Linked DNA regions of Mus musculus: region 2 is linked to region 1. The links are chromatin loops, found by intact Hi-C in ENCODE. Cell type or tissue: left cerebral cortex. All regions are shown on one strand. Each heading gives the region's core, and the rest is flanking DNA. Links, peaks and the distances in the headings are about the cores only.

Evidence for each region. Peaks named below come from ENCODE experiments on the same cell type or tissue, not always from the same donor. Only the 100,000 strongest peaks of a DNase experiment are listed, where the experiment ranks them.
Region 2: a loop joins it to region 1, with 1.9 times the contacts of the local background. A loop is called at or near these places in 6 of 42 quality-filtered maps.

What each region holds. Positions count from the first base shown.
Region 1 is chr19:29,199,373-29,208,398 of GRCm38, reverse strand. No RefSeq gene overlaps it. Among named protein-coding and RNA genes, the nearest start is that of Gm41829, 42 kb to the left of the region's middle. In left cerebral cortex, for the core only: a CTCF peak has its summit at 4,816 (motif pointing right); no DNase peak of the experiment used is centred there.
Region 2 is chr19:29,071,233-29,080,258 of GRCm38, reverse strand. No RefSeq gene overlaps it. Among named protein-coding and RNA genes, the nearest start is that of Gm9895, 8.4 kb to the right of the region's middle. In left cerebral cortex, for the core only: no CTCF peak of the experiment used is centred there; a DNase peak (open chromatin) is centred at 5,259.

The sequences.
Region 1 (9,026 bases), core at 580-8,579:
ACTTGAAGAAGAAAAAGTCAAGAGTTGTTTCTAAGAAACTGTAGTCTAGGAGGCCTTTGAAATCTTACCAAGAAATGCTTTTAAAAACAATCTTATGGGCTCAACAGTGTAACTTGGCACAGATCCTGCCCAGGGCACATGAAGACCTGGATTCCATGCCCAGCACTGCATACAACCTGTCCTTGTAGCACACCTCTGAAATCCCTGGAGACTCAGAAATCAAGTTCCCTTCAGCAACATAGCAAGTTCAAGGTCAACCTGGACTAAGTGAGACCCTTGTCTTAAAATAATAATAATGAGATAAGACAGGGGCTGGAGAGATGTCTCTGTGGTTAACAGTGCTGACTACTTCTCCAGAGGACCTGTAAGACCCCCGAAGGGAGACCCTCACTCAAGTCTCGGGATAATAGCAGACCCCCAAGAACTCATGAGAGACCAAACTTGATGCAAACCACATGAGGCTTTATTCGGGGAAAGCAGGAGTTCTGGGGACAACTCATATCCCATGCAGGGGTAGAGGAGTCGACCCAGAGGGGAAAGGGGTCCCAGTTTTTATAGGTCCTCAAGGGGGAAAGGAGAAGGAGGGAATAGGGGATTTCCCAATCTAAACAATATCTATTCTCAAGAAATGGGTATGCGAGGGGTACAAGGAAAGAGTCTGGTGCAGGTGCAGTAACTCTGGATTGGCCCGGCTGTGGTTGCTGGGGAGATTTTCTGACTCTTCCCTAGCAACCAATATCACAAACACCTGGTAGTGGACTTCATCAGTGGGCACACACCTGGGTTCAAGGAACGGTTAGAACATTGGCAGACACACGGGTTCAAGAAGCAGCCAGAGCATTGTGCACCTCCATTTTTTTAAATCAGTGAAGCTAGTTCTGCTAACAATGAAATCTATTTTGCCAATTTCAGGGCTTCTGTGACCTTTTACATTCTGTTAGGATCTTTCAGACCCAAGTTCAGTTCCTAGCACTTATACAAGAGGGCTCACAACTGTCTGTAACTCCAGCCCTGAGGGATCCAAAGCCCTCTTCTGGTCTCAGCAGACACACACACACACACACACACACACACACACACACACCAAATATTTTTTAAAATTTAATAATAAAATTGTAAAATAAAAACAGTCTGGAGAAATGCCTCAGTGGATAAGAACCCTCACTGTATAAACATGAAGACCTATGTTCAGATCCCAGGACCACGTATGAAACAAAAGGCCAAGTATGGTGACATACTTGTAACTCTGGAGTTGGGAGCTTGGGGATATGGAGACACATAGATTACTGCTGCTACCAGCCTAGATCCAAGCTCAATGGGAAACCCTGTTTCAAATGAATAAGATAGTCTGGAGAGATGGTTCAGTTGTTAAGGACTAAGCCCACAGCCAAAATGTCAAACAAATAAAGTAGACAGTAGTAGGGCAGGATACTCAATGTCTTCCTCTGGCTTCTGCACGCACACTTACAGGCATGTCTGCCTCCCCTTACATACATATGCCACACCCTCACATTCATACACATAATAAATAAGATTCAGATCTTAGAATTACCCACCCTGCAAAGTTCTACTTCCTCCCACTAGTATCACCTGCAGGACCAAGGCTAAACATTCAACCTTTGGGATTTGATTCAAATGATAGTGTAGTACTGCATCCTACAGACACCTAAAACTTAGACCATTAACGGGTCAAAGAACCTTGGGTTGTTTTCATTTTGTGAGTATGGGTTAAGGCCCTGTGGTGGCTATTCCTGGATGTCTACTTGACTACATCTGCAATGAACTACAATCCAGAATTGGAGGATGCACTTGTGATCCAGATCTTGAGGCTGGAAGACACGGGCTTATAACTGGATCTTGGCATGGAGATCTTGAGGCACAGTAGCCATGAAAAGCTTAGGCCCAGGCAAGGCAGTACATGCCTTTAATACCAGGAGACTGAGGCAAGCAGATGTCTGCATTCAAGGCCAACCTGGGACAACGCAAGTCCCAGATCCAGGTGTGGTGGTATATACCTTTAATCTGGGCCACACCTTCTGCTGGAGGCCTACATAAGGACAATGGAAGAAGGAAGACTCATTCTTCTTCACCTGCTTGCTCTTACTTGCCAGCACATCTGTTGGAGCCTACTTCTTCAGGAATCCAGCTTCTACAGAAGACCAGCTGAAACAATCAGCCTCGTGGGACTGAGCAGCTACTAGAGTCTTGAACTTCCCATCCACAGCTGCCCATTGTTGGTTAGTTGGGTTGCCGACTTTTAAGTCGTTACTATGAAGTTCTGTGTCTCTAGAGGACCCCAACTAATACAGGCACCAGACATGTTAGTATATGAGGCTTATGTGAAAACGAACCTTCCCTTTCCTTGATCCACCACACAGCAAGTACATGTTTAGTTTCATGATGGACTAAGTGTTTTCTAACATGGCTGCACTGTCTTGAGAGTCACAGTGACAACAGGAGAGATTTGGCGCTCCCTCATGTCATTCAGTATTGTCAAGGGTCTTCGGTTTTGAAACAATCGTCATAACTTCACCAGGGTATTCTCAGTTTTAACTCACACTTCTCTAACATCAAGGTGAGCTTTGTAGTGTCACTTTTTAGAAAACATTTTGAAAATATTATTTAAAAGAAACAACATTAAGCTAGTAAAATGTCTCCAAGAGTAAGGCCACAATTTGACCAAGACTCATGACCTGAGTTCAGTCCCTGGACCCACATGAAACAGAGACAGACTCTCCACAAGTTGTCCTTTGACCATTACAAGTGTGTGCATACACATACACACATGCACACGCACACATATGTACATATACATGAACATGCAAACATGTACACACAAATGCATGCATGCATACATACATACATACATACATACATACATGGTAAATAATACAAATTAAAAAGGACAGCCCCACCATCTGGTGCAGCTTAGTAGCAGGGCACTTTGCCCAACAACATGAAACCCTGGATTCAATTATGTACAAGAACAACAAAACCAGAAGACCATAAAATTTTGGGTATTAAAAGACATAATAAGGGTTTTGTTTGTTTTTTTTTTTTTGTTTTTGCTTTTGTTTTTATGGTTTCTGCTTTTGAAGTGTGCTGTACCCAAGAATCACGTGCCTTCTTTCCTTCAAGAGAACCCAGTTCCTTAAACAAAAGCATGAAGGTTTGAAGGTTTGAATGGGCTTAACTTTTCTCAAACTCAGTTGAAATTTAAAATCATCTAGAAGATTTAAAACTCCTGACAGCTTATCTCCTAAAAGAAAACCCCACCAGACTGTCTAGGGAGGCCAAGCACTAGTATAAAATTCTGATATGTAATGGTGAGATTACAACAAAAACAAAAACTGTCTTTACACAGTGAAGGGAGAGAGCCCCTGGATTGATTTATCCGATTCCCAACTTCTGTTTCTATTTGTGTTACTTACTTCTTACTCCTTAGTGAGATGCTGTCTCCTTGTCGCCCAGGCAGCAGCACCCTGCCCTGGCCAGTACTGCTGCCTCACACACCACAGTGCCTCGCTGGCATCACTTCAAAATTCCCATCCTCTTAGGCAGAAATTCTGCTCATTCTCCTGCACCTGCAGAGTCCCTTTGGCTGGGTGGGGATCCTCCCAGGAGTGTTAAAACATTTTGTTTCAACTCACTAGGGGCCAGCGGCCACCTCCCTCAAGCCTTCTGGTTACCAGATAACCAAAGAATCTCCAGACACTGCCAAATGTCCTCTGGTAGTAGACACCCCCAGCTCGCTAAGAATCTTGTTTCCCACAAGCCACAGAGAAGCAAACACAGCTCTGCCAAGGCTTCTTCAGATCACAGTGGGTCTTGCTGGTTCATCCCGTGCCCTCTTACCACAGCCACCATAACTTTATATTAAGTAAAGGTTCATTGAGTTACAGAGACAAAGTTCGGAGCAGAGCCTGAAGGAACGACCATCCAGAGACTGCCCCACTTGGGGATGCATCCCATAAACAACCACCAAACCCAGACATTAGGCAGATGCCAACAAGAGCCTGGGGATAGGAGCCTAATAGAGCTGTCTCCTGTGAGGCTCTGCCAGTGCCTGACAAATACAAAAGTGGATGCTCACAGTCATCCATTGGATGGAGCACAAGGTCCCCAGTGAAGGAGCTAGAGAAAGTCTCCAAGGAGCTAAAGGGGTTGTCTGCCCCATAGGAGGAACATCAGTATTAACTAACCAATACCCCCAGAACTCCTTGGAACTATATCACCAATCAAAGAAAACACATGGTGGGACTCATGGCTCTAGCTGCATATGTAGCTGAGGATGGCCTAGTCAGTCATCAATGGGAGGAGAGGTCCTTGGTCCTTTGAAGGTTCTATGCCCCAGTATAGGGGAATGCCAGAACCAGGAATGGGAGTGGGTGGGTTGGGGAACAGGGGGAGGGGGGGGGATAGGGGATTTTCAGAGGGGAAACTAGGAAAGGGGATAACATTTGAAATGTAAATAAAGAAAATATCAAAAAGAAAGAAAGAAAGAGAGAGAGAGAGAGAGAGAGAGGAAGGAAGGAAGGAAGGAAGGAAGGAAGGAAGGAAGGAAGGAAGGAAGGAAGGAAGAAAGAAAGAAAGAAAGAAAGAAAGAAAGAAAGAAAGAAAGAAAGAGAGGAAGGAAGGGAGGAAGGGAGGGAAGGAGGGAGGGAGGGAGGGAGGGAGGGAGGGAGGGAGGAAGGAAGGAAGGAAGGAAGGAAGGAAGGAAGAAAGGAAGAAAGGAAGAAAGGAAGAAAGGAAGAAAGAGGTAAAGGTTCAGTCTTCGACAGCCAGCAGAGGGCACCTCTAATGCCCAACTGTTTCTATTTTCTCCTGACTCCCCTGGAGGTAATGATAAGATAAAGGCATGGCTAGCTGCTTGACTTCAAAGCCCTGAGAGTTACAGGAGGGAAGTGTGGGCCAGAAGACAAGCCTGGGCCTAAGGGAATCTCTGAGGAGTCAGAAGGTAGGAGATCTGGGGAATCGGCAAGGTCAGTGGCCAAAGATGTAGGCCACTGACATGGAAATTAGTTCTAGAAACTGAAAAGGACCCTACCTGGAAAGGCTGACAAGGCGTGCACTGTGACATTTAAAACTCCTCTTCCTTTCATGTGATGCAATTAACCCAAGGAAGCATTACAGGAGCATCCTAAACAAGATTTAGCCACCCTTACTCATAGTTGTAGGAGGCTGAGGCAGGAGGCCTGCAAATTGAAGGCCACCCTGGTCTACACAGGGAGGCAGTGGCTCAGGAAAAAAAAAAAAAGGCCAAAAACAAAAATCAAAAGACACACAAACAAACAAACAAACAAAACACAAAACAACAACAAAACCAACAATAACAACCAAGGCCTGGGGGTGAAGCCCAGAGGCAAACACTTGCTCTAGTGCATAAGACTCTTGGCTGCATCCATCCCTGGTACTGCCCCAAACAACACTCTGAAAAAGCTTTTACAGTCCTTGCTTTTGTTCTTGACCTTATGCAGGAGCCCCAAAACCCTGCCACCATATTTTAAATTATAATGGCCATAGTATATTATGGCTTAGCAGTTTTTGTATCTACAACTTCGCAATGGCTTCCTTTGAACATGCGCTTCTAAAAGTCCAAAGAACCTACTGAGTGTTATGATCTTTGAAGTATACCCATTTGCTAGTTTTAAAACATATTCAATTCAGTCGAAACATCCCTGAAAAGACAATAAAATCTAAGAGCAGGTCATTGAGGCTGACACCTACACTTTACAGATACAAAAAGTGAAGACACAGAGACAGTAAAAGCCTGACCTAAGAAGCTAGTAGAGTTGACTCTGGACTGGAATTACAAAGTTTCCACCAAATTTCTGGAACAAACACAGGCAGGTTGGTCCTACAGCCTTTTACAGCAATCTTAATCCCATATACTTTTATGCTAATTTGTTAATGTCATTTGCTTTCACAGATGGCAAACTTTGGTAAATTACAAACTTTGGATCCTTTGAGGCAAAATGAACCTGTGTTTAAATGTTAACTCTGCCTAACTCTGAAAGTGAAAACGATAATGATGATCTTTGATCTAACACATCATTTTCTGCAGACGTGACTGAGACTGATGTAATGTTTCAGAAAGTATCAGATTTTCTTTAATCACTTTTTTTTTGGTAAGAATGATACAAAATACAGTTTTTTCTTTGGTAAATATGGTACAGAATGCTTAGTAGTAAATTAGTTATGCCTACAAGACAAAAAAACAAACAAACAAAAACAAAAAAACCTGAAGATAGATAGCATGGTAATCCAAGACCTGGGGACTCAAAGATACAAATGGAATATTTGCATCTTTTATTTACTGAGAATATTTATTTGTTGAGAGAAACATCGAGTAATACTTTATTAAAAGATTATGAAATACTCTGTGAATCTTCTCTGAGAGAGCTAAGCTGAGAGAATGAAATAACAACCAGACTGGAATTCATTCAGAAAAGGAACTGAAGCATTCTGGGCGGTTCTTGTCAAGATGGCCAAGTGTTTCATAACGGGTGGAGTTACCAAATTTCACGAATTGCGAAGAAGCCGGTCAAGATGAATAGAATGGCTAACTCTAAGATCACGGGTAATCCTGAACAAACTCACGTGGTGTTTAGGGAAGTTAACTCCGAAAGCACCTGCACAGAAACAGAACCAAGTATCTCCTTGAAACTTGTTCTCAAGATCTTCATCTGTTTTGCTGTTGATATTTGTATGACTGTTTCTCAGAAACTTTTCAAACCCAGAACTCAGATATATACAGTAGCAAGGCAGTGTAAATTTCCAGACGCTTTAAGCCACTACCAGAATCCAGCAACAGTAACAGCCGATGAGCTCTATAACAGTGATTTACACCTCTAAGGTGATTGCTCTATAGGGCAGGACCATTCCTCCCTTCCTTTGCCTCTCCAGACTTCACTCCCTGTTTCTGCTCCTAACATCCCAACCTGACCTCACTTTTTCAGCTGTATTATGGGCCAGGCAGTAATGATAAGAGTAACAGTATATTTAAAGGGAAAGTGATATGCTACCATCAGTCTGATACACGGTAGCTCTAAAGACCATTTGTACCATTAACTTATGGAACTTTAGGGTCATCTGAACACACAGAGTGAAGAATAGTTTAAACCATCTGCAACATAGTATTCTGTCCTTTTGTTTCAGTTCTTGCACTATAAGCAGATGTTCTTTTTATTCTGACTACTGCTAGTCTCAATGAAAATGGCCCCCCATAGGCTCACAGGGAGTGGCACTACTAAGAGATGTGGCCTTGTTGGAGGAAGTGTGTCACTGAGGGTGGGCCTTGAGGTTTCAGATGCTCAAGCCAGGACCAGTGTCACTCTCTCTTCCTGCTGCCTGCCAATCTGGATTTTTATTTGTTTAATTTTATTTTCTGATTGCTGCCCCCCTTCCCTGTTACCTTCTCCCACAATCCTTCCCTCATCCTCCCCACCTATTCCACCAACAGTGTTGGGGTTGGTATATGCAGACGTGTTGGGTCCCCAGGTGGGGCAGTCCCCGGTTGGCCCTTCCTTCAGTCTCTGTTCCATTTTTTGTCCCTGTTCTTCCTTTGGACAGGAACATTTCTGGGTTATAAACTTTGAGATAGGTGAGTGGCCCTATCCCTCGACTGGGGACCATGCCTATCTACTGGATGTGGTCTCTACAGGTTCTATCTCCCCCTTCTCTGCACTTTTCAGCTAAAGTCATCCCCATTGGGTCCTGGGAGGCTCATGTTTCTGTAACCCCATTGGAAGAACAACATAGGCTGGCCTGACCACCCAGTGCTCTCAGAGACTAGACCACCAACCAAGAAGTATACCTGGAGAGATCCACGACTCCAGATACACATGTAGCAGAGGATGGCCTTGCCTGATAGCAATGGGAGGAGAAGCCTTTGGTCCTGGGGAGGTTTGATGCCCCGTGTAGGAGGATGCTGCAGTGGTGGGGTGGGAAAGTGTGGGTGGGTGGGGGAGCACCCTCATAAAGGCAAAGAGGAGTAGGGAGGGCAGATGTGGAATGGGGGGATTGGTGGATGGGTAACAGGGAAGTGGGATATCATTTGAGATGTAAACGAATGGAATGATTAATAAAAAAAGAAAAAGAAAGAAAGAAAGAGAGAGAGAGAGAAAGAAAGAGAAAAGAGAGAAAGAATACCCCGACCTTTACATAGAGAGGTGATAAATTTACCAGACGTTCTTTCACAGCTAGACTCTAAGGGTTTCTGGATTTGGATCTAACTACTTAGGTTCAAATCCTGATTCTGCTTCTCATAGTGAAGATATAAAAGAAAAATAAAAACAAAACTACCTGCCTCTTAGCAAGGCTCAATCAGCTAACATGGACACTTGTGTGGAAGGCTTGCAATAGATAGCAATAGATATTTTAGCATCTCCAAGAACTAGCTAGGAGAGTTGCATTTGCCACTCAGATAAATACAACAAAGGAGTGTGCCCTAAGAAAAATCAGTTAAAGAAGCCAAAGAAAGAGGTTGGGACAGTGAAGCCTGGATTTCTCTGTTCCAGGTAACTCTAGAAGAGAAAATGGGGGTCAGTAATGCAACAATGGGGTGAAATGATGAATGAATTGGAAGCTGCAGCAGAAACGAAGGGTGATCATAACATCATTGTTTAGGGGCCCCAAATCAAATAGCAGGCTTCAGGGAATAGGAGAGGGTACACTCACCTGTGACACAGCTCAGTGTTCATGGCTGCGCTTTGACCTTGCTCTCCAAAGGTCGTGTGTTACAAAGTTAATCCCCAGGGCAACGGTGTCAGGAAGTGGTACTTTTAAGAGGTGATAAAGCCAGGAGGCTATGTCTTTCTGAACAGATTAGTGTCCTTATCACAAAAGTAAGTTTGTCCTCTCTTTCTTTCCCTCCCTGCCCCTGTGGATTTTTCTACTCCCCCTACCCACCCCCCAACTCTTCCCTTCTCCTCTAGCCGTGATGTCCTCCCCCACCTATAACACAGAAGAAAGCCCTCACTAGGTATATCCCTCCATCTTAGACAGCTCAGCCTCCAGAACCACAG
Region 2 (9,026 bases), core at 790-8,789, 130 kb after region 1:
ACTTGTAGATATGATTTGCAGATGACATAAGCAACTCTAAAATTCCAGCAGGAAACTCCTACAGCTGATACACATGTTCAGTGATGTGGCTGGGTACAAGACCAATAAAAATAAATAAATACATACATACATACATACATACATACATACATAAGTAGCCCTTCTATAGACAAACGGCAATGGAGTTGACTAAAACAGATATCAGGGAAACAATACCACTCACAAAAGCCACAAATAATATAAAAACATCTTAGGGCAACCCTAACCAAACAAGTGAAAGACGAATATGGCAAAAACTTCAAGTCATTGAAGAAAGAAATTGAAGAAGATATCAAAAGATGGGAAGACCTCTCATATTCATGGATCGGTAAAATTAACATAGTAAAAAGGGCCATCCTGTCAAAAGCAATCTACAGATTCAAGAGAATCCTCATCAAAATTCCAATACAATTCTTTACAGACCTTGAAGGGACAATACTCAATTTTATATGGAAAAAGAAAAAAAACTCATGATAGCTAAAACAACTTTGAACAATAAGAGAACTTTCTGAGGTATCCGCATCCCTGATGTTAATCTGTAGTACAGAGCAACAGTAATAAAAACAGCAGTAATAAAAGGCACAAAAACAGATAGGTTGATCAACTGAATTGAATCGAAGACCCAGACACCTATTGAGATCTGATTTTTTTATTATAATGAAGTGAGAAATACACACTGGAAAAAAGAAAGCATCTTCAACAAATGGTGTTGGTCTAACTGGACAGCTGCATGTAGAATTATCCTTACTTACCACCCTGAACAAAACTCAAGTCCAAGTGGATTAAAGACTCCTGAACCTGAAAGGAGAGGAAGTGGGGAGTAGCCTTGAATGCCTCCTCTGCTAACAAGAGACAACTTCCTAAACAGAACACTGATAGTGCAAGGCCCTAAGATTAACAATTAATAAATGGGACCTCATGAAACTGAAAAGCTCCTGTAAGGCAAAGTGTACTGTAATAGGACAAAACTGACAGCCTACAGAATGGGAAAAGATTTTCACCAACCCCATATCCAACAGAGGACTACTATCCAAAATATATTTAAAACGAACTATAGAAAGTAGACATTAAAAAACTAAATAATCCAATTTAAAAATGGGGTACAGACTAAACAGAGAATTCTCATAGAGAAGTCTCAAATGGTTGAGAATACTTAAAGAAATTTATTGACTGGGATAAAAAAATACACAAACACACACACACACACACGACAGCTCATGCTGATGAGTATATAGAGCAAGGGGAACAAACACTCTTCCATTGCTGATGGGAATGCAAACTTGTATAACCACTATGGAAATCAATACGGTGTTTCCTCAGAAAATTGGGACTCAGTCTACCTCATGACCCACTATTGGGTGTACTCCATCCTACCACAAGGACACTTGCTCAACTGTGTTTATAGTGGCTTTATTCATAATGTCCAGGAATGAGAAACCACCTAGATGCCCCTCAACTGAAGAATAGATAAAGAAAATGTGGTACATTTACACAATGGAGAAGTACTCAGTGGTTAGAAAAATGGATGGAACTAGAAAAAAAATCATCTTGAGAGAGTTGACAGCTCCAGAAAGACAAACATGATATGTACTCATAAATGGATATTAGTTGTTACATAAAGGATAATCACACTACAATCCACAGACCAGAGAGGCTAAGTATCAAGGAAGGCTCGGGGAAGGGGGAGGCGGGGACAGGTATGCATGGAACTCCCTCAAAGGGGCAATAGAATAGATTTTGTAGGCCGGCTGAGAGCAGAGGGGAGTGGGAACAGGAGGAAGAAGGGATAGACAAAGGGAGAGAATATGGGGAGAGATGACCAGAATAGAGGAGCATTTAGAGGGCAATGTGGAAACTGAATTCAGTGGACACTTCCTGAAATATATGAGGGTTTTCTTAGCAAGGACTTCTGGTAATGGAGGATACGGAGACTGAACTGGCCCTCTTCTGTAACAAGGCAAGGTTTCCAGTGGTAGGACTGGAACACCAACCTAGCCACAAAACCCTTGACCTATATATAACCTATCCTGCCTGCAGGATGTGCTGGGGCAATGGAGGCTCAGAGCTTGTGGGAGTTGCCAACCAATGACTGATCTAACCTGAGGCCCACACTAGGAGAGGGAGACAGTACCTGGAGAGCCAGGAACCGGAAGCTGAACCGGAAGCAGAGACCTAGGGTAGAACCAAACACTACTGATAAAAAAAAAGTTAGTAAAATGATTCCTGCTATTCTTCTATGCTCATTGATCAGCGCCTAGCCCAATCCTCATCAGAGAGACTTCCTCCAGCAGCTGATGGGACTGGATGCAGAGACCCACAGCCAGACATAAGGCAGAGCTCAGGGATCCCACAGGAGAGTGAGAGGAAGGATTGTGGGAGCCAGAGGGTTTGAGGTGAACCAGGAGAACACAGGCCACAGAATCAACACAACAGGGCCCATAGAGGCTCACAGAGACTGAAGCAACACTCATGGAGCCTGCGCGGGTCGGCGCTAAGTCTTCTGCATACAAGCTATGATTGTCTAGCTTGGAGGTTTAGTGGGACACCTAACTGTGGGAGTGGGCTGTCTCTGACTCTTTCGCCAACTTGCTTTTGGTCATAGTGATTTGTTTTGTTTTGTTTTGTTTTAAAGACTTATTTACTTTATTTATACAAGTACACTGTCGCTGTCTTCAGACACACCAGAAGAGGGCATCTGATCCCATTACTGATGGTTTTGAGCCACCATATGGTTGCTGGGAATTGATCTCAGGACCTCTGTAAGAGCAGTCAGTGCTCTTAACTGCTGAGCCATCTCTCTAGCCCCAGGTCATAGTTTCTTTGTTTGTTTGTTTTCTCACAGAGATGGTAATCCGAACTAGAACAATAATAATTCAAGACAGCACCCCCCATGTTATATGTTTTATACATTTTAAGAAAAAAGTATTTACAGTTCTCTGGGAACAGGGATTGGTTGTTTCTGCAGCAAAGGTGCTCTATCCTCTCTTCTTCCTGTACTTGTATGAGCCGAGTAGGCAGTTGGCCATGGGTCTTTTCTGTGCATCTTTATTACTGAATGCAGGCTAGAGAGGCATCCCTGTGTCTGAACACAGCTGCACGGGACAGGGCAAAACCTCAAAGAGTTTGTAAAAACGGGCAAGCTTCTACTCATAACCTAAAATAAATCAAAATTTATTTTTTAAAAAAAAAAATCCATGACACATGGATTCTTGTTAGTTTCCGCCTCTGAAAATTGTCTTTTCCTAGCCATAAATATCGAGTTAAGACTACCTTCCCTAGGGATTACAATTTCTGTCCACTAACTGAAATAATGTTGAAATTACTTGAGAGAACAAAGAACAAATTGTTCCAAAGCCCAATGAAATGTTTCAAAAGTTCTATTCATCAGGGTTTAAATTTTTTTTATGTGTATGAATGCATGCTTGCATCTCGGTATGAACAGCATATGCATACTTGGTAATCAAGATCAGAAAAGGGTGTTGGACCCCCTGGAACTGGAGTTACAGGGAGTTAGTTGTAGGCCACCATGTGAACTCTGGGAATCAAACCTGGGTCCTCTGGAAGAGCATCAAGCGCTGTTCCTACGGTGCCAGCTCTCCAGACTCACAACTAATCTTGCTTGTCAGCTTGCTACACCTGGAATCAATCTTATCAGTCCGAAAATTGCTGAAGGAAGACCTCAGACACAGATAATATGTAAGGACAAAGAGTGTTTATTCTGCAGAAAGAACCAGCATGTAGGGGGTCAATCTTTTTTTCTTTTTGTTTTTTGTTTTGAAATGGTAACCCCAGACAAAGGCAGACCTTTTTATAGGGAACCAGGGGAACTCTATAGAAGGATTGGGTAATGTAAAATTTCATTGGTGGATGCTGGGGGGGGTGGGGGGGGAGGCGGTCACAGGTGGTCAGTGGTTTGCATTCCTATGTCCTGTACGTTTAACCGTAGGATGAGAGAGGGCTTCAAAGCACAGATGGCCCATCCTGAGATTTTTGTGATTATCCTCAGGCTGTTCTTTGCGAAGGGGTTTTATGATCTTGTTCTGAATTTGATGATCTGTCCCTAGAGCTTCTTTCTAAATCAGGCTTGCTCCTTAAATGGAGACAAATGGCGCTTATATTGTCCTTTCACAACTAAAACCCAAGCAGCTGGGCACATCTGTGAGAGATTCTTCTTGATTAAAGCATTTGACAGAGAAAGGCTCACCCTAAATCTGGGGTGGCAAGATTCATCCTAAATCTATGCCACGCCTTCTGGCGGCAACCCACATAAAGGGACATGGAAGAAGGGAGCTTTTGCTTTTTGTCTGCCTGCCCCCGCCTCCCTGGCAACGTCGGGGAGTTGGTCCTGTGTACTGTATATCCAGATGTGTACTGTATATCCAGATGCTGACTTTTGTGCCTAGACATCTGGCTACAGTATGGACGATGGCATAGCCAAGTATCTCTGGTCTCAGTGTGAAAGATCCTGGCAGAATGTAAAAGGACACAGAAGCCCTGAAATTGGCAAGATAGACGTCAGTGTTAGCAGAACTAGCTTCACTGATTTAGAAAAATAGAGGTGCACAATGCTCTGGCCACTCCTTGAACCTGTGTGTCTGCCAATGTTCTAACCAGGTGTGTGCCCATTGCTGCACCTTCATTAGACTCTTTCCTTGTACCCCTCCCATACCCATTTCTTGAGAATAGACATTGTTTAGATCTGGAAATCCCCTAATCTCCCCCTTCTCCTTTCCCCCCTGAGGGCCTATAAAAACTGGGAACTCTTTCTCCTCGAGGACGACTCCTCTACCCCTGCGTGGGATATGAGTCGTCCCCAGAGCTCTGGCTTTCCCCGAATAAAGTCTCATGTGGTTTGCAACAAGCTCGGTCTGTCGTGAGTTCTTGGGTGTCCGCTATTGTCCTGAGGCCTGAGCGAGGGGCTCCTCTCGGAGTCTTTCAAGTGTTATGTAAAAATTGTTTTCCATCATGTCTGATTGGTTAGTAAGGAGCTGATCAACCTATGACTGGGCAGGAGAGCACACTAGAAGTGGGACATTGATTGGATCCCAGTGAGAGGGTCCCAGGTAGGGAGAGAGAGGAGCAGAGAGAAGAAAGGTGTAAGAGAGACCACATGGAGACACCAGGAGGATTTGCGATGAGGTCTCCTTGAGAGAGCAGCTATGAACACAGAGCAGGCCGGAGCGAGACTCCGATGACAAGCAACAGGGCATTTAGCTGGGTGTTAACAGATTAGAGGGTTAGAATAACTCAGAACCTCCCGGGCGTAGTGCCAGCAGCTTGTTAATAAAAACAGCAGGTCTCTGTGCCTTTTATTTGAGAGCTATGGGGGATAAAGTGGGCATAGAAACACTCTGCAGAGATCTGGGAGCAAAGGGGAGCAGAGAAACCTCCCAGATACTCCTCCAGGCAAATCCATCTATCTTGCGGCTGAGGCATTCCTTTGTTGGTATTAGAACCTATTTCTTTGGGATTCCAACATATACTAAAGGCCAGCTGAAAAATTCAGCCTTGTGAAGCCTTTCTGTCAAGTAACAGCCATATCTGGACCCCCTGGAACTGGCCTATAGGTCACGATGGCTCTATAGATCACTATAGCCCATAGGTCTGTCTAACAAATCCCTTTTACTATATATTGATTCACCCTATTAGTTCTAGTCCTCTAGAGATCCCTGACTAAGACAGTGACCATGCATTATTTTAACTTCTAAAATATGAGCAGAAGTTACCTGTGTCACTTGCAGACTGAAAGACTTTCCTTCCGCTGCGGTGAGCAGTGTTTTTCTGGTTAGAAGTTGCTCCGTTAGCTTGGATCCTGGAGTAAAACCCACCCTAGTGCAGCAAACAATTTACCATGGACATAGAAGCAGAGTAAGAGATGAATCCTGGCTGTTTCAAGATGCAGAGATGTGGGAGTTGTAACCCAGCACTGCCTAGCTCAATGGTTCTTAACCAGTGGGTTGAGATCCATTTGGGGGTCGAATGGCCCTTTCACAAGGGTCTCCTGAGACCATCAGAAAACACAGGTATTTGCATCACAAATCATAACAGTTAGAAAAAAATATAATAGTGAGGTAGCAAGGAAAATAATTTTATGGTGGTGGTGGTGGGGCCATCATAACAGGAGGAACTGTTTTAAACAGGCACCACATTAGGAAGGTTGAGAGCCATAGGCTTAGCCTAACAGAATCCTTAATGCAGCTCTAGATTGTGGAGACCTGACACCTCAGTGTAGTTGAAGACACTAGAAGACTGCTAACTGTGAAGAAATCCAGAGGCAGGGGCCAGGTCACAACTCTGTAATTGAAAGAACAACATGAGACTTGGAATCCCAGCATAGAGTGGCTGAGACATGAGGATCAAGAGTTCAAGGCCAGCTGGGACCACATAATAAGAACTTGTTTAAAAATAAAAGGAAGGAAGGAAGGAAGGAAGGAAGGAAGGAAGGAAGGAAGGAAGGAAGTGCTTCATCCCCTGTAGCTTGGGGTCTGGATCCCTGGCTAGGAGTGGCAAAGGAATGAAGAAACGACATACACACAAGTAGTGAAGCTGGGATCAGGTGGGGTTCTTTAAGGCTACCCCTACAGCCAACCTTTGGGCTACAGAATGTCAAGTAAGAAAGCCCAGCATCCTATTGGGGCTACCAGCTAAGGGGAAGCCAACGGAGTCTGCCACAGAGTAGGACTTCTGCCATCCTTCAGACCCCATCTCCAAACAATAAGACACCGGTTTGAGAGCTCCTGGGTGCAGCTGGATATTGGCTGCCTCTGGATACCAGCGTTTAGGGAAGTAACAAGAGTCTAGACACCAGCACAAAGCAGGGCGTTGAGCCCCGAACTGGGACTCAGACGAAACAAAAGGCATTTGAGGCTTTAAAAACAGCTCCGACTTCCACTCCATCCCTAGAATTTCTAGATTCCTTAAAACCTTTGTATGTGCTTGTCCATGAAACAGAAGACAAAAGTGGCTTTAAGCCAAACTTTGGGGGCATGGAAACACCACCTTGTGACAAATCTGTCTAAGGGGTTGGACCCTGTAGCTACAGGATGCCCCATCTGTCTGAAATATGATGGCTATTGATAGTTTAATGAAGAAAAGGAAGCGAGTTAACTCTGGGTCAAGATCATATATACACAGCACCCCAAAGCATGGTTGAGGTCCTCCCCTCTGAGGAACACCTATCTATCTAATGTCTGTGTGACCCAGTACCAGAATCTACTCCTGGCCCACTCCCTGTCATAAATTCAGCTACCCTCTTGCCTGATGACACAGTTGTTCATCCATGACTGTCAGGAGATACCAGGTACCTGGAAACTTCAATAGCTACTTTAGTGGAAACTATTTGAGCCCAAGCCGGGTACCTCAGCCCAGAGGGCAGAACTGACTGACCTGACCCAGACTCTCAGTGAGGAAAATGAAAGTCCACCCGACTATACACAGGCCATCAGACTACTGGGCATGTCCATGGTATTATCTATAGAGAAAGTGGGCTTCTCACTGTTGGGAAAAAGATATTAAAAAATCTTGGCTCACCAGGTGGTAGCATCACATGCCTTTAAATTTAGCACTTGGGAGGCAGAGGGAAGCAGATCTCTGTGAGTTCAAAGCCAGCCTGGTCTACAAAGTGAGTTCCAGAACAGCCAGGGCTGTTACACAGAGAAATCCTGTCTCAAAACAAAACAAAACAAAACCAACCAAACACCACCACCACCACCACCACCAACAACAACAACAACAACAACAACAAAACCCAGAAAAATCTTGTTTGGCCCTCCTAAAGGCCATCTGGCTTCCCCTATAAATTGCTGTCCTCTACTGCTGGGCTTCTGACCTGGCCACACAAGGAACAGCCCTAAGACCATTTGGGCAGGTTGATAATATACCATGTCCTGGTACTGCCTGAGACTCTATGGTAAAGAAAAAAATGGATAGCTCAAACCCACAGGTTAATGGAGGACACCAGAGGGAAAGACCACTCTCCCAGAAACAACAGGCAAAACTGTTGGTAACTGACCTTCACCGGGCTATTCATCTGGGGTCCAAAAAACTTTCTGTGTTGCTCAGACCAAGGTATGTTATACCTAGACTGGACAGTCTAGTGTCTCAGCCAGATGCCAGGTTTGTGCTCAAGAGAATCAAAAATAAAAAGCCCTTTACCAGATAGGGGTCCAAATGAGAGGTCAACACCCCAGTGAACTCTGGGAAAACTGACTTCATCAAGATCCAGCCTGCTCTAGAAGACACATAAACCCCTATCACAATCTCATTTTTCTTCCTACTTTCCACCAATAAACCAAAGTTTTCCTAGATTGTCTCTTATTATGGACTTCTGAAACCATTTCAATGTGTATGAAAAGACTGAAAAACCTTAAAACCAACAGACAGAAACTCACCAATGCTCGTAGTTTTTATAGATACCTTTTCTAGATGGCTAGAAGTATCCCCACCAAGACTGAAACTGCTCAAATTGTAGCTAAAAAGTTCTTCCAGGATTTGTTCCCTTGATTTGGCCTCCCCCTAGCAATGGGGTCTGACAATGGCCTGGCTTTCCTAACCAAAACCTCTCAACTAATAGCTAAAGCTTTTAGACACAGATTAAATGCTTTGTTGTACATGTAGACCTCAGAGTTCTGGCCAGGCAAAAAGAATAAACAGAACATAAAAAGAAACCCTAACAAAACTCCCACTAGAGTCCAGCAAAGGATAGACAGGCTACCTTCCTATGCTTTGCTTCAGTCGACTGCATCCCATATAGTGAGGGATTTACCCTCCTCTGAGAATATATTTGGAAGACACTCCCCACTGCTTCCCAGGCTAAGAAACCATCAGTTGGCAGAATTCTTTAGCCATTCCTTTTTCAAGTCACTACAGGCCCACCAGTCCCCCATACAGGCTATTCAATTACTATCTGAGAGACCCAGCCAACCTCCAATTCCACCAGCAGTTTCCACTTGTTCAAGTCCGATGATACGTCTGGATCAAGTGAGTAG